Regions from separate parts of the Homo sapiens genome. Here all the other regions are linked to region 5. The links are chromatin loops, found by intact Hi-C in ENCODE. Cell type or tissue: B cell. All regions are shown on one strand.

Region 1 (5,000 bases), 72 kb before region 5:
TGATAGTAAGGATTAGGTAGCATTGAAAATCTCTTGGGCAGAGATTAATTGGAAATGATTCTTTGGATCACACTCCCCACTTTGTCTAGGCCTTGTTTTGTGTTTTCCACACAGAGCCCAGATGAACTTTTAATATTTAGGAATCCACACTCAGTCATTTGTTTTCCTTCTTGAAACACTCCTGTGACTTGCCCTTGCCTATAGTTAGAATAAGATGCAAACGCCTTATCCTGTCCAGCCATACCAATCTCCAATCTTGGAGCTCTTCAGGGCCTTTGCACCAGCTACCCCTTTAGCCTGAAACATGCTTTCCCCAGCATGGCTGATCCTTCTTGAGAACTCAGAACTCAGCTTAAATGTCGCCTTCTTAGAGAGGCTTGTCCCTGGTCACCTAGACCAACACAGCTCTTACCCTACTCAGATTCTATCATCAGATTCTGCCTAGTTTTATTTTCCTCATAGAATTGGTCTTTATCTGAATTATCTGGTAAATTAATTGGTTTACCTTTTTGTTTGGAATAAGTAAATCTTTAATAAGTAAACCCACCAAAAGGTAAGCTCCCTTAGAACCCCAGGTGATTTCTGTCTAATCACTCCTGTCTCCATTCATCAAATAATGCCCAGTATTCAGTATTATACATCATGTATTTGCTGAATGAATAAAGGAAGGAAATGGTTTGGGGTGTGTTATAGAATAGTATGTTTGGAACTGTGCTGATCTTTTACCCCAGTTGGGAATGAGGGTGACGGTGTATGATGGGCCGGGATGGGGTGGGAGAGGGTAGGCTATGGCTTTGAGAAATGGGCAAGGACCACATCTCGAAGCAGGCATTGGGTCATGCCGAGGTGATTGCACTTCATTTTGAAGGCAGTGGGGGAGCCACAGAAGGGTTTTAAGCAGCCATGGAATAAAATAGTTCAGTGTATTTATTGGAATGTTCACACTGGAAAAACAAAGAGTTATTCTTGTATTGTCTGTTACGCTGCCAAGAATGATAAAGATCAAGGAGTAATCAGAGACACTCCTCAATTTAAATGAGCATGGGAAGATGCCAAAACTTTACAGCCCATCTACCTGCATCCTCCACTCTCTTTTTGAGCTGGGAGGCCTTGAAGTAGCATTTGACATATTTTTGAAGGACATAACTAGGAGAAAAGATGCTCCTGGATTCATGATTTTTGGTGGTGTTTGACATAAAGAGGCTGTTCAAGGCTGGACGTGGTGGCTCACCCCTGTAATCCCAGCACTCTGTGAGGCCGAGATGGGTGGATCACTTGAGGTCATGAGTTCAAGACCAGCATGGCCAACATGGCAAAACCCCATCTCTACTAAAATTACAAAAATTAGCCGGGTGTGGTGGCATGCACCTGTAATCCCAGCTACTTGGGAGGCTGAGGCAGGAGAATCACCTGAACCCAGGAGGTGGAGGAGGTTGCAGTGAGCCAAGAATATGGCACTGCACTTCAGCCTGGGTGACAGAGTGACACTCGGTAAAAAAAAAAAAAAAAAAAGAAAGAAAGAAGAAAGAAAGAAAGAAAAAGACTGTTCATCAGGTTAATCTTCAGTCTGAAAAATGAAAATGAGGATGTGGAATTTAAAAAAATGCGGTTTAACTTTATGCTTGCAGTTCAACTTCCAGTGGCCTAGTCCAACCACGGAAATGAGATCTCTGCACGAGATAAGTCTCTCTCAAAATGTGCCAGCACTCAAGTGGAAGCCGTTTAAAATTTTGAAAAACATTGGAAGAGTTTCTTTCTTTCTGTTTACAAATCTGTCTCCTTTTTTCCATGATTCTTCACACTTGAAACAGAAAATCATTAACTTCCATATACCTTCTTTTTCATGAATCCATGGAGGAAGGTGAAAAAAAAAAAAACTCTTTAAAAGCCAGAAGCCAGACCTGCCCTCAAAGTAAGAGAGAAAATGGAAGTTTGAGGCTGCTTGAGGAATGTGTGGGCACTGAGACCCATGCTCCCTGATAGAGGTTTGCATGGACAATGGCTGTTTCACAGGGATACCCTTCAGCTGCCTTTTTATTTGCCTTAAGATGTTGAAGTTTGTGATGTCTGAGACCACCTTTCTTTTAGGAAGAGACAGGAAAGTTTAATAGCTGCCCATTGAGATCTCTGTTTGACAGTTAGATATTAGATCACAATTTAAAAACATTTAAGACCACAAGGTAACAGTATTTTATGTTTGGAACATGTGGGTGCTCACCATCCACAACTTTGTGTTTGTCTCCAAAGCGAATTTCCTTTTCATTCATTATCTCTACTATCCTCAGAGGCTGTCTGTGTGGTAGTGTGCATTGTCCTAAAGGGGACTATCTGAGACCGCCAATCTCTCCATGAAGATGTTCTAGCCTACCTTTCTTTGCCCCCAGGTGTCAGTATCTCCTTATGAAAGACAAACCAAGATTAAGGGTGATTTTTAAGAACTGCATCTTTTGTGCTAATGGAGTCCTGTCTTTGCCATTGGTTGGTTTCAGTTGCTTGGAAGCTTTCAGTTAGAAATGGCTGAGGGAGGAAGTGCTCTGTGAGTCCAGGTAAGGCAGTGGTTAGAAACCCAGACATTGGCAGGCACACGAGTGCCAGCTGGAACCGGGCAGTGTCCTGGGCCTCCTCCCAGTCCCCAGTGGCCACTGACTCACTCAGCCTCCAATCTTTCAACTTGAGGGGGCCCTGGGGTACTTTCTATTATAGGATGTGAACTCCTGCTGCAGAGACTGAGATGTAGGGTGGCCACAGGGAGGCCTGGACTCTCTGAATCTACAGGGAAAGACAATGACCCAATGTGTAGGGCCCTCCTGAATCTAAATGGCTTGAGAAGAGAAGACTTACTGAAAAGTCATCACTGGGGAAGAACAAGAGATCTTGAAGAGGATCATTCCGGTAGGTCTTTTCAAGTTCTTCAATGACAGTCTCATAATCCAAAGGCTCGAGAAGCCTAGGCTTTTCTTGCTGTAGAAAAAGAAAATATGGTATTAATCACTGACATACACCATCTCCCTTTTCTATGCCTGGTTGGATTTCATCTCTTAGTTATCATTGAGGCTTTAACACTGCACAATCCTTCCAATGCAGTCACAGAGACTCCAGGAATTTAGGGCAAAGCCACACACCTATTATTTCCAGATTTGAAATAATATGAGAAAATCCTAAAATACCTGATATCTCCCTCAGAAATTCAAGCTGTTCTTATTGAGTCCCCAAGGCTCATGATACCCAGCCCTATCACATCCACAGAATAGATGTTTATGTAAATTTTATCTTTGTCAACATGAAGAAAGACCTTCTGCTTACTTGCTACGGTATTATGATGATTATCATCATTTCTTCTGAATTAGATACTTCCTCATGAGTTCTGTTGGGTCTATTTAAAAATGTTGGCACCTTGTTAGCAATGAAAGTATCACAGGCACTCTTGGTTGTCACGAACACATGGATCCTGTGTCAGGATTAATTGCTTGGCTCTGAGCCTCTTTGTCTCTACAGAGACAAGCTAGGTCATTTTCTAATAGAACTGAACGACAGGACTATTATGGATGCAGTGTGATGAAAATGGATAAGTGAAAAAATAGCCCGATAATCACATTGCATTAGATTCCTGAAGCCAAGAGGGAATGTGCTCCCCTCAAAGAAGCCCCTCATAGTGCCAAAAATAAAAATAAAATAGAGGGAGAAATGTGACAGTTTCATTATAGGGTTGATGTGTTTGTTCCAATTGTACAGAACTCATAAGGTGAGAAAAGTGGACCCTCCCTCGCCGCAAAACACAACAAAATCCAAAACAGAAAACCAAAAACACAATCTGCATCCTCTAACCCTTTTGATGAAGCATTTATGCAACCTAAGTGAAAAGCGGTGGTCCTCTGGGTTATTTTGGGGCTCCTAGAAGCTTGAGTGGTTCCTACAAAATTTGAACGCTAAAGTGATCCCATAAGTGAAAAAAATTATTATTTTTCTTTTTCACGTAAGTGACATCAACAGATACTTCCCCACCAAACTCTTCCTTCCCCACACTCACACATGCCACCCTTCCTCATTCTGCAAAGTACACAGAGTTAGCTTTGACTCCTAAGGCTTTCTTTGGAAGATCTCTTCTGATAAGGCCCTAGGAACTTTCATTGACATTTTAATAAATGCTAATGGGCTTTTCAAAGTAGCAGTCAATATATATTTTGATAATTTTCCAAATATAAAAAATAAAACAAATGTGAACATAGTGGGCCAAAGGCAAGGGTCATCATATACTTTCTACATTAGAAAAAAAAACCCAGCTCACTTCACAAATGCTTAAGGAAACTAAGGGTAATGCCAGGTGAATATTCTGTCTAGAAGGTCCTTCCAGAAAGATGGCTAGTTTAGTAAAAAAGAAATACCCCACACAATGTTTGGAGAAAAGAAATTCAGTTGACGAACATATTTAATGAAAGAGCTGTGAGACATTGAGTATTTTGAGGAAGAAAATTCAGAGATGCTATGGCATGACTTGGGGAGTGGAAAAAAAGACTTTCTGGAATCATTGCCTTTTGATATTATTCTATTTAGACTTATTTTAAGTTCTAATTCCTTATTTCCCAGGCAAAGGTTAATTCCAAAGATTTAGATTGACAGCTCAAAAGGCAAATGCACGTTCCAGATGTTTGGTTTGCCACCCACATTTATTTTCTTTTTAATTGGCTTTGAATGTCTTTAAGTCATGGTATTTCTCTCCAATTCAGCTGTAGGCCTCAGTAGTCTTTATCTTACCCTGCAGCATATTACTTTTATATTACCAACTGCCCCCACAGGCCTTCAAGTCTGAAACAGTTGGCTTATTCTGAAACCTGTTTTTCCTCCCTATTGAGTGTGTAGGTATCAAATGTAGCAAACGAAACAAAATGTACAGTAAAACCCTTTCAGGAAGCTCTTACGTCTGCCTTAGATTTGGTTCATTGTTTATGTCTCTAAGAGTTCTTCAGCTTAAGTATATGATGCCCTTTGGTATTTACAGCAAT
Region 2 (5,000 bases), 660 kb after region 5:
TTTTCTTTTTTTCTTTTTTGAGATTCTGTGATATTCCAGATTCTCCTATCAGACCTGAACTGAGAACATGTTTTCCATGCCATTTGTACCTTTACACAGCTGATTTTATTGTATGCTCATGATTACACCACATGATGGAAATGGAAGAAAAGCAGAAACAACACACAGAACAGAACCAACAAAATCTGAACTCATTAACACACAGCTTCTCACCACCACACAGCTTCTTTCAGGCTGTGCAACACATATTAAAATTGGCTCTTATTATTTACTTCCTTCTGCATACATGTCAACCTTACATATATTTCCAAACATGAAAAACCCTAAGAGGAGGTCTTGGAACACCCCCCTAAGTTCACAGTACAACATCAGCATTATGTTTGAGAAGTGTTTCTCTGTACTAACTTCAAATTGTAAAATAAAGTGCTATGTTAACAAAGATTATGTTAAAAAGAAATTATGCTACAAAGAAATTATGCTTATTTGTTATAAAAATGATATTTACCAAAGAATTTGGATCTAGCCCTGTGAAATGTGGAATAAATTCATGTTACAAATAAGAATGTCAGTGGCTAAGTGGATCTATTACCAAGTACTATAGCCTAGTTGCATTAAAACAATGCAAGTGCAAAAAATATATAAAAAGCATTATCTTATGTGTGCTTTATATGGTCCTGTCAAATTGTTTTATAAAAATGTTAGGCTTTAGTTCTTTATGGCACTCTCTATGAGCTTTAATTAATGTCATATCTAAGGTGGAAAATAAAATTTATTATTACTTTTAAATAGTAGCTGAATCAAGGAATATGTAAAATGAAATGTTGGAATTATTTCCTTTCTACTTTAATACAAAGAATTCAGAGGGTCATAACTCTTTACAACTTAGCTGAAGTATGGGCTAAGTAATTTACATATTATTTAGCCATTGCGTGCTTATTAACTTTTACATACTTTAGGCAGCAGAATATTTGTGGGTCACTTTTTCAAGTCCAGAAGTTCCATGATCAGTCTCTCAGTAACTCCATTATAGAGTGGAATAAAACAAAACAAGCTCATGCCTGCCGCCAACAACCTTGTCATTTATTCTGTCAGAGCAAGGAGGGTATAATAAGCAAGAAGATGTTCTCAAAGAAGTCTTGAACCAATTGACAAATAAGGGTGGGGATTGGGCCCAGTGGACTCTGAGGATGCCTGTTATCTAACTCTGCTGTCGCTGGTACCTGTGTGTGTCCCTCTCTTCAGCATCCGAGGTCAGAGTTATCAACTTCACCACCAGAGCTACAGGTGTGAAGTAGCAGAAGTACGTACTCCAGCTTTCTTTACCATCTGGAAGGGACAAAAAGTTATTCAGGGTTCTTAGGTGAAGTTTGCATAATGAACATGATGTGCCATTTTTGTCACCTCTCATGTGCTTACCATGTGCCAGGACTGGGCTCGGAGCATGCCTGCATCATTGTAGGTGTGTTCCCTACAGTCCTCACTGATGGGTACTATTATTATCCCACATCACAACCAAGGATACCAAAGTGAGTAAGGTTACATAGCTTATCCAAAGTTTTGTATTTATTAAATGTCAAAGGCTATGACATTAACCACTCAAAAACCTGAGATTTACCACTCAGAACCTGATATTAACCAGTCAAAAACCTGAGATAGACAAAAACCTGAGATAGATATGAGACTTACAGGAAGTAAAGATTTATTAGAATCCTGGCTCTACTGGTTAGTGGCTGTAAGACCTGGAATATGTTGCTGAACCTTTCTGAGTCTGGGGTTGTTGTTGAGGATTAATGAGATAACATAGGTGTGTAAAGTCCTGGACAGACATTACTTGTGGGAAAAAAATATTAATTCTTTCTCCTTTTCCTAACAGTTTTTCCTCTTTCCAAAAAATTCAATTTTTCTGCTTGCTGGAAAATTCTAAAGAGAAAAGTAGTTCAGTCAGTGTTATTCCAAAGGCAGTAGTCACTGAAGGAATGATTGGTCCACCCCACTATCCCCAAGCTGGTATACAACTGCTAGTGCATGGTGATAAGAAAAAGCAGACAGATTTCTAGTTGGTTCTATCACTGGTTTTAAGTTCTCTGTAGACAGTGCATCTCCTTATTGCCTGCACCTGGGGCAAATTGATTTCCCCCACCTTGTCCTTGGTACCCCCCTAGAGCCCATTATATTCATTACTCCTTCTTTCACAATTACAAAATTAGTTACTAAGTTATTTACCATGTAATAGGGAGTTTAGGTCTGGCATTTCTTCTTACCTTGTAGGTCTCATATGTGGGTTGGAGGCAAAGTACGTAGAAATTGGCTACAGGTAGCATTTCAGAACTGTCAGCTCTCCTGCCCCCAATACTACTTACTCACCTCTTTGAATTAAGGTAGGAGAAAATACAATGAAAACATTAAGTCTATATAGGAAGCTATTATCTGCTAGGGTCGGGACAGCAGGTATTAGAGACACAGGATACATTTTTTTTTTTTTTTTTTGCCAACCTCAGCATTTACTTAAAGATTCCACATACCAGTTTTAAATGCCTATTTTTTTTAATGCCTGCAACCATTCACATTATAAAATGTATCGATTTAACTATTAAAACGAATGTCTGGCTTCAGATGGGGCGGGCCAACTCAGCCTGTGGAAACACAGCATAACACTAGGTGGATACATGGCGCCACCTAGCGTCTGTAGCGCACTTTGGAATCTATACTTGGCTTTCAAAAATTGAATCAAACAAAACTGTTTTATGACACAGAAGATGTATGCGTTGTTTGGGATAATAAGCAAAACGCCTGTAGAAATCTATGACAAAATCTGCTGATGATTTTTGTTTTGAATTTTTTTCGTTACTTTAATCTTGCAATTTTAGGTTCTCTAACTTTTAAATAGTATGCCTTTAAAAATAATACTTAGGGGAAAAATGAATCACAGCTACTGATCTCAGAGTGCTATGCATTATTTATGAATATGTGCAGCTGTTTTCATTAGGATTTATGACATCTTCTGTGCATTGTAAATCCCTTAATTCAACCTGAGTTTCCAGGAAAGGAGATCATTATCCCTCTTTTGCCAACTGAAAAGGAAAAGAACAGAAAAAAGCATGACTGGTTAAATGGAAAAATTCCTTCTTGATTTCTTTTGTTTTCCATTAACATGTTTGAAACAGATAGCTTGAGAGTCTTTCCGGAAAATAGTATTCTTGCTAACTTGTGGGTAAATTTACCTCCAACTTAAATTGCATGTGCATTAGGAATAAATGTTTACATGCTGTTAGTACTGGCTCAGAGTGGCAGTACCCTTCATTCAGAATAATAAATATGTCTTTGCCATGAGTTTTTTACTCAAGAAACACTAGAGATCTTTAGCACTAGCACCCAGCTCACCTGCTGGACAAATCTTCATTCTTCATTCTGTGCTGCAAATGAACATTATCCTTCAGGTTGAAAACACTTCTCCAGATAAATTGGATTCCTAAAATAGCTTTTGTTGAGAGCTTCTTATGTGTTTGCCAGAGTGCTCAGAATGCTGTATTATCTAATGTTGTTCTTACAGCACACTTTTGAAGTAGGTAATATTATACCCGTTTCACTGATGATAAAATTTTTGGCTAAACAGTTTCTGTTACCTATTGAAGGTCTTATAACCAGTGAGTGGCTTTATGGATGTAAGATATAAAACCAGGTAGTTCTATCTATCAAACCCCTGCTTTATGCATAGTTGCCTCATATATAACTTCCTTTTTGAATTTGCTCTCTCTTTTTTTTTTTTTCTGAGGCGGAGTCTAGCTCTGTCACCCAGGCCGGAGTGCAGTGGCATGATCTCTGCTCACTGCAACTTCCACCTTTTGGGTTCACGTGATTCTCCTGCCTCAGCCTCCCAAGTAGTTGGGATTACAGACATGCACCACCACACCTGGCTAATTTTTGTATTTTTAATACACACAGGGTTTCACCATGTTGGCCAGGCTGGTCTCGAACTCCTGACCTCAAGTGATCTGCCCACCTCGGCCTCCCAAAGTGCTGGAATTACAGGCGTGAGCCACTGCACCTGCCCCTGAATTTGCTCCCATTCTAAAACTTATTTTCCTTCACTTTCATCCATTTATTTAATCACTCTTCAATTTCCCAGGTCTTGCCTTTTGACTTTTTGAGACTAAAATGTCATAGCAGAGGACAAATTCAACTAGGACTTCAAATAAGCAGAGTGCCAACCAAGAGCAAAATCTCCAAAGTTGACATGAGGTTGGGAAAGTAACTTCTGGAAGAAAGCTAAGTTCCATTCATCGGTTATTACATTTTTGTGGACCATGGACTAGTGCCATGGGACATCAGCCCTGCAGCTGTGCATGTGCACAAGTGTCTGTGGATATTAACACTTGAGCACATCGAACCCTTTCCACATTCTGAAAAGAAAACATATCCTCGCCCACACATGCACACATAGATATCAGCTTCCAGAGTACTGTTGTAGATTTAACCAACAACACAAAAGACCAAGACGTATTCACCAAAATGTATCTGGCTTCTGGACTTCCACAGAATCCTACGAACAGACACTTTAAAGTGGGAGGGGGGAACCCCAACTGTACTGTCATGTCAAAGCATTTGTTTTCTAAAGTAAATGCTGCATTAGAGCTAGTTAATAATCCCTAGTTGTCAGCTATTTTGACAGGGATGGCATTTGGAATGCTGCATTTAATGACTTCTTTCCCAGAAAATGAGAAAGTTATTTGAAGGACCAAAAGGTGTCAGGAGTAATCCTACCCAACCCAATCAACTTTGCATATGAAAGGGGTAGAGGTTTTTCGGGAGAAACCAATAGAGCTGAAGTTGCTTATCATTCAAGGAACGATCTAGGAAGGAACACAATCTGTACTGTCACTTGTCTGATATAAACCTAAATAATGAAACAAGGGACCTACCCTTGGAGAAAGCAAACACTCATATCCGACGATCGCAGTCTCCAGGCCTCGCGGAATTTCCAAGTATTTTGATTTCTACCT
Region 3 (5,000 bases), 56 kb before region 5:
TAGATTTTAGAAAGCTTAGATGAATGTGCTGGGCACGGTACAATGAGGCTGTGAGTGGGTTTCAGCTAAACTCTGCTTAGACTGGGTAGAAAAAAAACCATGGTATTTCTGAAATAAACTGTATTGACACATAGAAAGATCTGGGACCCCAAGCACTCAGCTTAATGCAGTTCAGAAGTCTGTCTCCTAGGTGGTTCTGTTACCAAAAAAAGATTCCCAGGAGAAAAGCGTGACCTGTAGTCCAGTGACTTCGACTGCTGAAGGCACTAGAAAGACAATTTCAGTGTCCCTTTTCCCTTGTCCTTGGAAATGGAAATATTTTACTTAGTTTTAATAACACTACACAACACTTGTAACTTTGGCAACACTTGTAACTTGTAACTGTTCAAGTTACACAACACAACACTTGTAACTGTTCAGAATGCACAGTACCAAACTGAATTCTAATAAGCAATCTTAACGCAGGATAGGTATTATTATAAGCATTTTACAGAAGAGGAAACTGAGGTTCAGAGTGATTTAAGTAACTTGCCCAAGGTCATATAGATGGCAGGTGAGAGCGGCAGGGAGAACGACTTCCTCAGGATATCTGTTTCAAATCCTAGTGCTCTAATTACTCGTTGCACTTTCTTGGATTCCAAAATGAAAAGCACATCTCAGGATAATACTTAAGGATGGATCAAACAATCCTGTACTCAATACAAGAGACAACCTGTGAAAGTAGATATGCCTATCTTAGGCAGACCAAAAGCAGGCAACTGTAGCACGGACATCCCCAGTGCCTTCTGTCGTCGAAGAAAGCTAATCACTGTATGAATGATCTTAATTAAATTTGAATGCATTGCTAACTGAATGCTGTGGGAAAATACCGCGTCCTTACTGGCCGCTCTTCCCATAGTACTCAGTAGCAATACATTCAAATTCAATTAAGATAATTCATAGAGTGATTAGCTTCATTATATGGTGAGACTCTGGGGACTGTCCTCTTGCCAACACTGTATGAGTGGTCTCGGTAAGATAGACACGTTCTTCTGTGCATTTTCTCTTTTAGTGGACACAAGAAATAACTCTCAGGGTGACATAATCCATGCTACTTCTAAATTCCATTGAGATAAATACAGCAGGGAAATTATGTTTTGGGGACAAGACTCAAGTTAAAAATAATCTCAAACCAGGCAATATTTTGAAACAGTTATTCTCCTTAACAGGCTGACAAGGCTCTTTTGGAGTCAGTAGGGAAGATATATCTGACCAGTGGGGAGGAAGTGGTTAGGTCCAGGCTCTTATTTCTGACCAATGGGGAGAAAGAGGTCAGGTCCAGGACTCTGCATATTCCAGTTATGAAATACCCAGTGGAAAGATTAGAGCTACATTTAATGTGAACAAGGGTAGGGGCTCAACTGCATGTATTCACCAATGGCAGACACACACTCCTGAGATAGAAACTGAACAAACAACAACACAGTACCAACCCTCTGAGCAGACCTCTAATAAACTCTATTCATATCAAGTTACCGTCAACTAATTGTTAGTATAAAGAGGGCCTCTATTCATTGAGAGGCAACGTACTTATTCATATTTATAAAGAGCCTATATATATGCATGTGTGTGCATATATATATATATAATATTTTTGAAAAGCCATCTCTGTTTCTATATTAAAGATGTTTCTATGAACAAAAAGATCTTTCACCCCTAGAACTGTGGTTTTCATATGGGTGATCAGTGATCACCCTCCCGGAGACGTTTAGCAATGTTTGGAGATGTTCTTGGTCATCACAACTGGGGAGGGATTGCCACTGGCATTAAATGGATAGAAGCCAGGAATTTGCTAACCATCCTACACGGTACAGGATAGCCCCCCACAGAAAAGAATTCTCAGACCCCAAATGACAATAGCGCTGAGGTTGAGAAACCCTGCTCCGAAAAAGGCAAGCAAAGCCAGATCCACCATGTGAAATGAACATTCTTCTAAAATAAGCTACCCAGGAATATTGCCGCAACCATTTAACATACAAAGTGGGCCCTTCACTTTACATGAAAGTCACTGAAGTGCTCTAACAATCAGCTCTGATATTCAACTGTCAGTAGTTTATAGAACTGTAAAGTTCTATACATTCTACAGTTTATAGATCTGTAAAGTTCTGTAATAAGTACAGGTTTTCAAGCTCTCATTTTGTTTGCAAACAATAAGGCAGAAATATTTTTAACAGCAAAACAAAACCAAATCTTTTTAACCTTTAAAACCTTTAAAAGTATCACTTTTTAAAGTCCTCCTTGGCTCTATTAATCAAATGCTTATTTACTTTTTCTTTCATATTTTGGATTGCTCTTTCTAAGAATTTTAAAATAAATAATTAGTGGCATATGATAAAATAGAGCAATGACAATTTTTTAAAAATACAACCATATACATGTCATCAACTGAGTCCTTAGGCAATTAGAGGCTTTTCTTTAATAAAGAGAATAACTTCTTCAGAAATTTTAATTTGTACCATAATACTAAGATCACCTTAAATTCCAAATATTATAGTAATGTTTTAATGATTAAATTCTCTATTAATATATTTTACAAGAGTTACATGCGGTTTGAGAACAGCGTGACTTCAAAAATAATGATGGAAGTAAAAGAGAATATTTAGGACCCAAATGGAATCTTCTGTTCCATATAAGACTTCACCCAGCAGCCTCTGCTAGAATACCACTGTAGAGCTAATCATTTTTGAAAGAAAGGATTGAAGGAAAGATGGAAAGCAAAACATTGACATTTGGATACCTACAGAACTAAATCTGTGGATTTCTTCTTGGTTTACTCTCCTCACAGTTCGTCTCTTCTTCCAAAATTCACTGGGCTCCCGTTTAAAAACCTTCCCTCGAAAACTCATCGTATTGCTATAATTTGAGTCACAAAATATTTCAAAATATCAATGTCGTTAAACTCTTCTCTTCTGAAGCGTCACCAGGCTGAACAAATCTTTCTTCTTGGTAAAAAGGGAAATGCTCATGCTACATGAATGTAACTCAACAGAAAGGAAAGGAAAGCTGTCAAGTTACCACTTCCTGTGAGTAACTAACTACCAGCTGTTCAGATACTGCTTTTGTGCATATATCCTCCCTCTTCACCTGCAATAAAGCAACACAAAATGACTTTGGACGTTTAAGAGAATTGTTCACAGCTAAATAAACCATATGATGTAAAACCACCCGTGCAACCAAATCAAGATTGAATTGAACAGTTAATTGACAACAGGGCTCCACGGCTGTCAAAACAGCCACCCAAACTTTATAATTCTGGTTAGACTCCAAAAGTCAACTGTAATAATATGGCTGAGGTCTGAGAATTGTGTTTAAAGCAATTGCTCTTGTTAAGTGTAGACTAAATAAGTGATCTTCCGAGGGGAGTTCCCAAAGTGATTGTTTAGAGAACAAGAAGAAGATATTAGAATTTTTTGTATATTGGCTATCTAAATAAAGAAATTATGCTTGACTATTATTTAATAGAATGCACACAGACATGGACTCCTTGAATCTGTATGTCAAATAGTTACAAAGAGCTACAGAGTTAGTTCCCTCATCTTTAGATCTTCAAGCCCTTTCTCTGGGGCTATTTAATTTAAAAGTGCAGTTCTCCCCTCAAACCCACCCAGATGCTCTTTCCTGTTTTGATTTTCTCCATCACAGTCACTGACACGTAACACAACTGTACGGTTTATTTATTTGTTTTACTCAGGGTCTCTTCCTCTACCAGGCTGTATGTTCCATGAGCATGCAATTTCATTTCATTCACTGGGTCCTCAGTGATTAGAACACGCGGCACTCAAAAGGCTTTCAGTATATATTAGTTAAATATATGTTTAATAAAGAATAAATTAGGGATTTACATTTATTATGCTTAACAATGAACCTTGTCTCATATATATATTGTGCTTTGAAATATTAGCTATTGATAAAAGCCATATAATTGATAAACAGATATACAATATAGGAGTATGTTCAGTTTTTTTCTACTAGGTGAAGCAGAAATATTTGGAGGCCACAGGACTAGGCTGTTCTCTTTTCCCCAGTAATAATTAGATTTAGTTGATAGGCACACATGTACCCCAGGCCTGAGCCATTCACCTGTCTCTACTTTGTCATGCAGTGATTTGTGCCAGACAGGGAAAAAGGGATTCTGATTATTCCTGTCTTAGCATGCAGACTGAGAAGACCTTCTTTTGAAACCAATCAGAAAAATAGCATGATGCTATAAAATGACAGCTGGGGAGATAAATTATATCATTACTTTGTAATTGGCTTAGTTAGGCAAACTAAGGATTCCACTGAGCAGAAGTCCATTGATCCCTGGTCATTTGATATTTAGAAATTCCACCATATGTCTTTAGTGCTAAACAGATTTCACCCTCAAAGTAACGCTTTGACATCTGACAGATGAACAGGTATGTTATAGTACATGCAGAATCTTCAGATTTATTATTTTTTCCTTATATGGTGTGATGAGAGTCTGACTCTGGATCACCTGATTTCCTGGGGTTAGATTATGTGTATATGTTGATGGCTAAAAATAGTATTTTATAATCCTTTTTAGATCATGAGCTCATTTTAAAATCTGATAAAAGCTATGAACCCACTCATCAGAAAAATATAAGCACTCAGAAAATGTGCATGCATGGTCAAGAGTCACAAACTTCTGAAAACCATCTGTGGATCCATCCAACAATGGTGCCTTAAATTTCTGAATCACAGTTTTAGAAGATCAGCATACTGTCTTATAACAAAGCATTGAATAATCTTGAGAAACTGTTAAGCGACTTTCTGTCTGTCTAATATTTGCATCTATTTTGTCCTCTATTCCTCTTTAGGCACCACAGTTCTTTATCCTAGAGTTCCTCCCACTTTTCAACTTCTGCAATATGAGAATGACTCATTTCTCCATTTCCTCAGCTGCTAATCATAGCTTCCTGAAATATTGGCAAAAAGAGGCATCACCCGGCAGCATATGG
Region 4 (5,000 bases), 110 kb after region 5:
AGAGTGAATTTCGAGTAATTGGTAGGCTCTACTACGCTAGTATTAGAGTGTCCTTGGGGCATTTTTTTTTCTCACCTTGTTTTCTTTCTAAAAAGGTACAAAATATCCAGTAAATTGAAGAGTACCTTTTATTCTTTTACTTGCTGGATATTTTACCCACTGTGTGGATTGTTACATGGTAAGAAATGTAGAAGATGCAAAAAAAATAATGTAAAGCTTGTTCAGTTTGGAAGTTTGATTAGTTATTATCTAGCATTTCTCGTGCACATTCGTGGTCATTCTACTGGTGGTGTTATATTGCATGTGCGGAATCTCTGCAAACTGTATCAGCTTCAACAACTCCCTGATGAACTCTCAATGAAAAGAGTCAGACTCCATGACCCACAGACCCCCAAGACATATTCCAGGACTCAAGTTTTAAATGTGAAAAGTGTGTTTGCAGCAAAAATTCAGTGCTAACTTGTTAAATATTGAGAAAAGACTTTTACATCAAACCTTTATTAAAGTGGTATCCCAGTTAGAAGTGAATGTGTGGCTGGGCGTGGTGTCTCATGCCTGTAATCTCAGCACTTTGGGAGGCCGAGGCGGGTGGATCACGAGGTCAGGAGATCGAGACCATCCTGGCTAACACGGTGAAACCCCATCTCCACTAAAAATACAAAAAATTAGCTGGGTGTGGTGGCTGGCGCCTGTAGTCCCAGCTACTTGGGAGGCTGAGGCAGGAGAACAGCGTGAACCTGGGAGGCAGAGTTTGCAGTGAGCCGAGATCATGCCACTGCACTCCAGCCTGGGTGATAAAGCGAGACTCCATCTCAAAAAAAAATAAATAAATAAATAAAAAGAAAAAAGAAAAAAAAAAGAAGTGAATGTGTAGCACTATAGGGAATTTAGAATAATACCATCCATTACCTCAAGCATTTATCATTTCTTTGTGTTAAGAACACTCCAGTTCCACTCCCTTAGTTATTTTTAAATAGTCAATAAATTATAGTTGACTACAGTCGCCCCATTGTGCTATCAAATAGCAAATCTTATTCATTCTATCTAACTATATTTTTATACCCATTAACCATCCCCACTTTCCCCCTGTTCCTGGGTACCCTTCCCAGCCGCTGGTAACCATCATTCTAATCTGTATCTACATGAGTTCAGTTGTTTTAATTTTTAGCTCCCACATATCAGTGAGAACATACAAAACTTGTCTGTGTGCCTGGCTTATTTTACTTAACTTAATGTCCTTGAGTTCCATCCATGTTGTTGCAAATGAGAGAATTTTATTCTTTTGTATGGTTGAATATTCTATTATGCATATGTACCACATTTTCTGTATCCATTCATCTGTTGATGGACAATTAGGCTACTGTAGATCATTAACCTTTGAAAAATAATATTTAAATAAACACCAATGAGGCTTATAAATCAACTTAATTTTAGTTTTTTACTTTTGAACTAACTCAAGCTATTTTTTTGAAATTTAAATTTACTAACGCTTTCTTTAACTAGAATATCCTGAAGTTTTCCTGAAATTGGGGATTATCTTTCTTTTTAATGTAAAAATGATGTCTCGCTCTGATATAAACATAAGAAATTCAGTTTCTTTTCAACTATTGTTGGAAAATTTCAGAGGTTGCTTTCACATCATGTTTGTGGCCTGTCATGCTGAAGGTTGTATTCCCAGGTGCTCTTGTTCTCCCTGGTAGCATCTGGCCATCTCATTGCTATATCTTCCTGGTGATCTAGTCTTCTCTGGACTCCTTTCCCTGTCCCCGTATGGTCATAACTACTTCTCTTTAAACCCTAAGGTTACATTAATGTAAGAACACTGTGAAACTAGTGGAAGATTAGCCTTTACTGACTACCAGAGGGTGATAAGGGGCAAGGCATTATACTATTGAATGGGAAAATCAGTAAAATTAGATATCAGACACCATTGTTTCTGAAATCCACTGCTGAACTTCATCACAGAAAGACCATTAATTTATTTTGTCTCCACCCACTTGGCCAAGGGCCTCCTTCTGGTCGCTGGGGCAGGCCCTCATTCAGAGCTGCCTTCCTTTTCTGTTTCATCTACTTGCCTCTTTCAGTGCCTGGGACTCCCGACCCTCCAGCCCACTCACAGGAAGACGCCAAATCATTTTTACAAATGATTTTAAATAAACAGCGTGAGTACAAAAGGTTACTCTTCCCCTTTTCTTTAAACTTCATCCTACAGAGCAGTTTAGCCATCTCTGTTCTCACTTCTGCATTCCAGGTTCGGCTGCAGGCCCTGCTTTCGATAGCCACAGTGCCTGTTCCCTGGGAAATCCTCTCTCTCCTCTGAATGCAGAAATGGTAGCTGTCAGCATGGACACGTGCACGCATGCACACATGCACATTCTCCTTTTGGATTCATGTCACTCGTTACATTTTGTGGACTATAGGCTTTCAGTATGCTACATGCTTTCATATTATTTAACCATCCTCTTATAAGTGTTATGCATGGAAAACAGATTAATAAAGAAAAATTGTTAACAGTTTGGAAAGTCTGAGCATCTTTCCCCCTAATAAACCTCTTACATGTGACAGCCCAGAACTAATTTTGCTCAGTCTGATGCCAAGCCTGTGCCCTGCTGCTACACTAAACTGTATCTCATGATTTTTTTCTGTAGAATGGTGAAAAGATAGAGTAACACCCAGTAAAATACAATGTCACAGGCATTGAATGTTCTTAACAAAATAAAATAATTGTGACTTCGTTTTCAAAATGTTTGTATGAAATTATAGAAATACATGGTTGGAATTTCTACCCATGTACAGGAACATTTTTGTTTCAAAGGCTGTTGAAATCTGATATCTGTCACATCTGTGATCCAGAAGTCCCTAAGGCCTGAGATTATCCAACAGTGGTGCAAATGAAATAGATGTTTCATTGTTTACGAAATGCTCAGTATAAGTGCTGGCAGTGAATGCCAGATTTGAGGAGACTGTATACCATGGTGCCTCTCCCAAACTGCCAAAAATACGACAACTGTTAATTCTCAGTATCCCTGAGAAGCAAGCAATTTATAGTATAGAAGTCAAACCCATAAAGGAAATGTTCAGAATCTATGGGTGGATAAGACTCAAGTCTGTTAGGTGAGCCAAACTTAATTTTTGACTCCTGCTAAGATTGGGAGAATTCTGCTTGTGAAATCCCTCTGGAATCCTACACTATACCCTGTGTTACAATCACGATGGCCTCATGGAACACTATGTCATCATCTGCAGAAATATACAAATGCTGGATCTTAAATTATTTACTATAATGTGTTTAGAATATTAACTATAATTGCTTCATGTCTACTGAGCTTGAATATAAATTTCAGTTTTTTGGATAATAAATTTTGTACTCACCTAAGATTGTATATGCCCAAAATATATAATGCACCATGAGAAGAGTAAATTAACAACTTTTCTATCTAATTTTTAATAGATTTCCAGATAATCTTGTTACAGCTTAAATTTTTCTATTTGGTCAACTACACAAGGAGAAACTAGGGAGAAAAAGTCCTGTGGAATAGTGGAAAATTCATTAAAATTCTCTGAATAATTTACTCATGGATGCAACTTTACATAGCATAATGGTGAAATCAGCACTTACCGATGTAATCCCATGATAATTCAATTAACATTTTTTGACTCAGTTAAAAATTTTCCTAATTAACATCTGCTATAAAATGTAAAACACAAAAATTAATAGTTGCCTAGAGTTCTGAAGTATGCACTTAGTTGCACACACATTCCAACTGGCATTTGTGTGTGTGTGTGTGTGTGTGTGTGTGTGTGTGTGTGTATGTGTGTGGATTAGAATGGGTTGGTATACTGAATCACAAAGCAATAACAAGAATTGCTTTCTCATCTGGTCTGGCATATGAGAAAACCACAAAACAATGCATGCACTGACCCTGCAGGTGTGCGGGCTGCACCATAACAAAGAAATATTATTCCCTGGACTCTTTCTAGTGGTATCATCATTTGTGCTGAGACACAAAGAAGTAAACAAATGCCAAATGCTGGCTTTGCTTCTGTGCTTCTCTCACTGGGGAGCTTGAATTGGGTCAGAGAGGAGTCAAATGGGAGGGGGTTTGTAGGCCAATTTTAGCTGTCAGCTGATATACTGAAAAGAAGAAAAAGAGAAAATAAGTAGAAACAGTGGTTCAATGTTATGATAAACATATGGCTAGAAATTTCTGTTAATTTCTTTTAAAATTTTTTTTCTACGTGAATTGAATTGCTGTAATAATAATGACTGGGAAGCCAAGGGTGTGATTTTTCTTTTTATTATAAGGAAGCTTTGTTTTGTGTTCTGCTGCCTATGAGCAGTTCATATTTCATATGTAGTTGACAACCCCATGGGCTTTATTGCCTCATTTGAAAAGTTATAAAACAGCAGCCTCACTTCCCTCAAGATTCTCTCTTCTAGAGTGGTGAACCCAATGGAATGTCAATTGAAATGGTTAAATTTAATCATTTAATTTAATTCTATATTAGGCCATCTGGTTAGCCAAATTTAATATTTCATTGCTGAGGAGCTAACAAAATATGAAGGCCATCGTGATATAGCTTGATTACAGTTTTGCAAATACCTTGAATGGTGCCATTTATTTTATAGATGTTTATGTTTAGCTTCTGTATTCTATTCTGTTTAAAGAATCCTGGAGATTATAAGCTGCAAACACTCTTGTAGTATATAAATTATATTTTTGGGTATCACTCTTCAGTGGCTAGAAATAAGGTCATATTTTCGATAATATTCAAATCATGAAAACTGGAGGCCACACATGATCTCGAGAAATCTTCACCCTTCACAATACCAACAAGATATTTCTATGAGTTTCTTAGGGGCTGTCTCACATGTGTGTAGTTCCGTCCCTGTTATTCCATCATATTTCCTTGTTACGTTGTAGGTCATCCACAGTTCCTCCCAACCTCAGCATAATCAACCCAGTGGTTGAAAGCGTAGCCAGGGAGTAACCCTTGAA
Region 5 (5,000 bases):
TCTATTTATTACAGTCATTCGTGGAATTGTGCTTTCCACATGCGGAAGAGTGAAAGTTGAGTTCTCTAGCAAAGGAAGAAACAATTGTATTGTTTTGAGCATTTCCTGTTCGTAATTCATTGAAAGCAATTGGTGCCAATCCTGTGAGAAGGCCTGGAGAATTTCAACACGTTCACAATGTCTCCAAGGTGTCTACGCCAACAGTAGGGCGGGAAAAAGGGATTGACAGTAGTGACTCTACGAGCCAGCCATGCTTCTGTGTCTTTCCCTCAGAGAAAGGTTGCCCGAAACAGGTCATAGGCTACTACTAGAAAGAAAATCAGGCCGGGTGGCTCATGCCTGTAATCCCAGCACTTTGGGAGCCTGAGACAGGAGAATCACTTGGAGTCAGGAGTTCGAGACCAGTCTGGCCTGGTGAAACCTCGTCTGTACTAAAAATACAAAAATTAGCTGAGCATGGTGGCTTACGCCTGTAATCCCAGCTACTCGGGAGGCTGAGGCAGGAGGATCGCTTGAACTGAGGACGCAGAGGTTGCAGTGAGCCGAGATCGTGCCACTGCACTGTAGCCTAGGCAAGAGTGAGACTCCATCTCAAAAAGAAAAAAAATTAATCACTAGAAGCTATTGTGTTAATCTGGCTAATGATGTGTTAATTGGAGTTAAACTATGAAGTGGCTTAGTGCTGTTTTGTGTCAACAGTGGGATGCCAAACATTATTATGGGCAGTGATATTTTATCAGTACTTTAAAGTGACTGGTTAGCTACTAATAGTAGAAATAGTAGCAGTAGTCTGGCCACATTCAGGGTATATGCATTTATCAGTAAGTACATAGATGAACTAGCAGGTAGGTGCTCGGGACTTTGGTAAGTCATGAATGAAAAGAGCTACACAACAATATACAACAGACCTTTTTTTTTTTTTTTTTTGAGACGGAGTCTCGCTCTGCCACCCAGGCTGGAGTGCAGTGGCTTGATCTCAGCTCACTGCAAGCTCCGCCTCCCGGGTTTACGCCATTCTCCTGCCTCAGCCTCCCAAGTAGCTGGGACTACAGGTGCCCGCCACCATGCCTGGCTAATTTTTGTGTATTTAGTAGAGATGGGGTTTTACCATGTTAGCCAGGATGGTCTTGATCTCCTGACCTTGTGATCCACCCGCCTCAGCCTCCCAAAGTGCTGGGATTACAGGTATGAGCCACTGTGCCTGGCCAGTATACAACAGACTTTCTATAATAGAGTTTTATTTGCAATACTGTGGAAGGGCAGTGTCTTAGTCCATGCAGGCTGCTATAATAAATACCATAACCTGGGTGGTTTATAAACAACAAAAATTAATTTCACACAGTTCTGGAGGCAGGAAGTCCATGATCGAGGCGTCGGCAGGTGTGGTGTCTGTGAGGGCCTGCCTCCTGGTTCACAGATGGCATCTCCTTGGTTTGTCCTCACATGGTAGGAGGAGCAAATGAGCTCCCTTGAGCCTGTTTCGTAAGGGCACTAATCCCACTCCTGAGGGCTCTGCCCTCATGACCTAACCATCTTCCATAAGGCCCCACCTCCTAATACCACCGTCTAAGGAGTTAGGATTTCAACATGTGAATCTGGGGGGAGATGGTAAGGCGACACACATAAGCAACCCATAGCCAAGAGAGAGGGAGCGTAATTCAGTCAGGGGGATTCCATATGGCTTCTCAGAGTCTAAGCTATTTGACCTGGGCCGTGAAGGATGAATAAATGACACTTGGGAGGAAAAGTGAGTTAGAGTATTTCAAATGTGAAAGGCTATGTGGCTCACGAAGGCATCTGACTTTTGAAGGCCGATACCACTTGTTTACCTGATGCTAAACTCTCCCTATATTAGCACTGCCCCCTGCTGTCCATTGTGAGAAGAGGTCTGAAAGGACAAATGCATCCTTTTTGCCATTTTGCCCTTTAAAAATGAACAGACTGTCATCCTCAATATCACTTATTTGTAGTATCATTTCTTCAAGTTTCCATTACCAAGTGGCATGCTGAATAAAAGCAGGCACAGACCAAGAACAGCAATGACAACACGGCTTTCTCAGTGAGTTTACATAGATGTAAGCCTGATTCCACCTCTTAGGGTCCTTTATTGATAGATAAGTCATACATTTCTTTGGCCTCAGTAGTTGAGATTTAGTCAGCTCTTCAGCTCTCTTTAACTGTTAACTGATGAGAATATTTGGAGACAGAAAATGTCTCAGTGACTCCTCATCATAGTGAGACAATGGCCACGCCATGCCACGAGGAGCTAGTTGCATGGGCAGGCAGGTGTAAACATCCACATATGCAGAAAGAAAAAAGCCAGCAGCTGGCATCTCGTCACCCACAGCTTCCAGAAACAGTCTGGAATGTTGTTGGATGCTCAACACTGCAGAATTGGTATGAACCACATCAGTGTGGTCTGTCTTGCATGATCGGGCAGGTGTAAACATCCACATATGCAGAAAGAAAAAAGCCAGCAGGTGGCATCTCGTCACCCACAGAATGTTGTTGGTCGCTCAACACTGCAGAACTGGTATGAACCACATCAGTGTGGTCTGTCTTGGGGCAGACAGCAAGAACCGAGAAATGACCAGGGTAAATTCTGAGAGTGACAAATTCCATCTCTATTTGAGAATGGGAAGGAATTTGAAGGTTACATTTTTATTTTTATTTTATTCTATTTTAGAGACAGGGTCTCACTTTATCACCAGGCTGGAGTGCAGTGGCATGATCTCAGCTCACTGCAGCTTCGACTTCCTGAGCTCAAGTGATGCTCCCACCTCAGCCTCCCGAGTAGCTGGGACTATGTGTGTACCACCACACCTGGCTAATGTTTGTATTTTTAGTAGAGGCAGGATTTCACCATGTTGCCCAGGCTGGTCTTGAACTCCTGGACTCAAGTATGCATCTGCCTCGGCTTCTCAAAGTGCTGGGATTACAGGTGTAAGCCACCGTGCCTGGCTGGAAGGTTACATTTTTCAGTTTGAGTTTTGGGTAAACATCCCCATGGAGATCCTAAGTTCACTGATGGTGGTGTGGGACCTTTTATGATTCCACTAGAATGCTGATCTTGGGAGTAGAATTCTCCTTAGAACCGTGGCTGATGCAACTCGAATCAGAAGAAAGACCCACAATCTGGAAATCCTGACACTTTCCTGAGTGTGTTGACTTCATGTTTGACTGAATGAACCTTTTGTTCAAAAAAGGCAAATCTAAAACACAGACATACGCTTCACTTCTTTTAGTTTCAAATTAAAAGTTTTATCTAATAGTAGTATTTGTTCAAAATTTTACAAGGTAACATTGTTGATGTTTCATTAGCATCCCTGATCCCTAATGGCCATCCTATCTCTTAAACCACAAGAAATATTGTCTCTTTAAAGTCCATAATGTGCATTTACACTGATAAAATAAGGCCAGTGACTCCCAAGCTGCTTTGGGGAAAGAGGCCATCTTTTCTCTGTGTGACTTGTTCAGTGGCAATTGGAGTTTTACATCTGCTCTACAGGTCCAATCATAATAGAGCTCACTGTTATGTTAAATGTAGTTAGGTCTATCAAAATGTTAATAAACATGATAATGACAAACTAAGGAGATAGTTATCATAAAATGATGATAACATTTCTTGACTGTGTCGTATGTGCTCAGCATTTTCTCGTTTCGTTTTGTCTGTGATGTAAGTATCATGATCATTCCTTGCAGTGGGTTGCAAAGTGGCTCCCCCAAAGATATGCCCATATCCCAATCACTGGAACTCATGAATGTGACCTTATTTGGAAAAAGGCTCTTTGCAGATGAGTTAAGCCTTTCAAGATGAAATCCTCTTGGATTATTTAAGCTGGCCGTAAATCCAATGAAAAGTGTTCTTATGAGATAGCAGAGGAAAAGACACAGAGAGAAAAGGAAGAAAAGGTGGGAAAGACATATGAAGACGAAGGCAGAGACTGGAGTTGTGTGGCCACAGGCCAAGGCATTCTTGGAGCCACCAGAAACTGGAGGAGGCAAGGCAGGATTTGCCCCTAGAACTTTTAGAGGGAGTGTGGCCCTGCTGACTTGATTTTGGACTTCTGGCCTGTAAGAATAAATATCTATTGTTGTCATAAGCCACTTAAGTTATGCTCATTTGTTATGGTGGCCCTAGGAAACTAGTGCATCCTTATTTTGAAGTTGAGAAACTGGAAGCTCAGAGAGGTTAAATAACTTCCCAGAGCCACAGAGCTAGCCTTAAGAAATGGGGGAGCTGTGTTTGAATTGACATCCTTCTGACTCAAGCACCTGTGCTCTAGGCATGAAGCCACATGTCGGCTTAATAATTCAGAGAGCATTTGTTTTCCTAAGACAGAACCAAGGATGTGAAGAGTGTGCTGATGCAATTTCAGAGCAGGCTCTCCCAGCAGCTTCCTGCTTCCAGAATGCATTTTTTGCATTAAAAAAGCCATTAGAGTTTGTCCATCAGCAATTCAGTCCACGTGTGGCTCAGCCTCCCAGCTCAGGGATAAGGTAGTTCTATACTTGGCCCCCAAAGGCCTTGCTTTATTTCTCTAATCATAAGTATGATTGTCTTGACTCATGCTGGGCAATAATACAATGGAGAATGAACATTAAATTAAATCTATAAAGAGCCTAAAATCAATCAACCCCTTCATGAAACTAATTTTAGAAAAGAGGTCATTAGATATATTAGAGGCAATTTGAAAGTTAACTGAGAAATGAGACCTCATGTTCTCTTTGGAAAAAAACCTTTTTGTCATGAGATAGATAGAATTTGTACTTCCATCAGAGTAGTACAGCTGCCACAAAAACCCTACAAATCTCTAGGAGTCAAAATGGTGATTTTATGCTTCAAGTACAGCAGATTACCACTGTTATCCCATATACATGGATAATGGCAAACAACTTTCTATTCTCCATGGGCCATCAAACCACCTCTCAGCAATGTAAGGACATGATTTCAATCATTGGTGAATTCAGAAGAGGAGAAAAGCCATCTTCAAAATATG

What was found. A loop is a pair of places that touch in the nucleus more often than their neighbours do. Peaks named below come from ENCODE experiments on the same cell type or tissue, not always from the same donor. Only the 100,000 strongest peaks of a DNase experiment are listed, where the experiment ranks them.
Region 1: a loop joins it to region 5, with 14 times the contacts of the local background. A loop is called at or near these places in 22 of 110 quality-filtered maps.
Region 2: it touches region 5 in a loop (18-fold over the local background); 19 of 110 quality-filtered maps call a loop at or near these places.
Region 3: it touches region 5 in a loop (4-fold over the local background); 22 of 110 quality-filtered maps call a loop at or near these places.
Region 4: it touches region 5 in a loop (2.2-fold over the local background); 9 of 110 quality-filtered maps call a loop at or near these places.

Annotation. Positions count from the first base shown.
Region 1 is chr2:224,928,708-224,933,707 of GRCh38, forward strand. It overlaps DOCK10 (dedicator of cytokinesis 10), which reads right to left. Exons shown (of 56, transcript NM_014689.3): 2 at 2,842-2,961. Among named protein-coding and RNA genes, the nearest start is that of MIR4439, 79 kb to the right of the region's middle. In B cell, CTCF peaks have their summits at 2,374 (motif pointing right) and 2,583; DNase peaks (open chromatin) are centred at 1,651 and 2,404; H3K27ac peaks cover 3,366 bases.
Region 2 is chr2:225,657,973-225,662,972 of GRCh38, forward strand. All of the region lies in intron 7 of NYAP2 (neuronal tyrosine-phosphorylated phosphoinositide-3-kinase adaptor 2), which reads left to right. Among named protein-coding and RNA genes, the nearest start is that of NYAP2, 260 kb to the left of the region's middle. In B cell, CTCF peaks have their summits at 2,671 (motif pointing left) and 2,870; a DNase peak (open chromatin) is centred at 2,669.
Region 3 is chr2:224,944,067-224,949,066 of GRCh38, forward strand. All of the region lies in intron 1 of DOCK10 (dedicator of cytokinesis 10), which reads right to left. Among named protein-coding and RNA genes, the nearest start is that of MIR4439, 64 kb to the right of the region's middle. RefSeq lists an enhancer at 1-45. In B cell, no CTCF peak of the experiment used is centred here; DNase peaks (open chromatin) are centred at 805, 3,055 and 4,925; H3K4me3 peaks cover 3,505 bases; H3K27ac peaks cover 4,801 bases.
Region 4 is chr2:225,110,636-225,115,635 of GRCh38, forward strand. No RefSeq gene overlaps it. Among named protein-coding and RNA genes, the nearest start is that of DOCK10, 71 kb to the left of the region's middle. In B cell, no CTCF peak of the experiment used is centred here; a DNase peak (open chromatin) is centred at 2,246; H3K27ac peaks cover 423 bases.
Region 5 is chr2:225,000,381-225,005,380 of GRCh38, forward strand. All of the region lies in intron 1 of DOCK10 (dedicator of cytokinesis 10), which reads right to left. Among named protein-coding and RNA genes, the nearest start is that of MIR4439, 7.7 kb to the right of the region's middle. In B cell, CTCF peaks have their summits at 1,900 (motif pointing left) and 2,102; DNase peaks (open chromatin) are centred at 1,861 and 2,461; H3K27ac peaks cover 332 bases.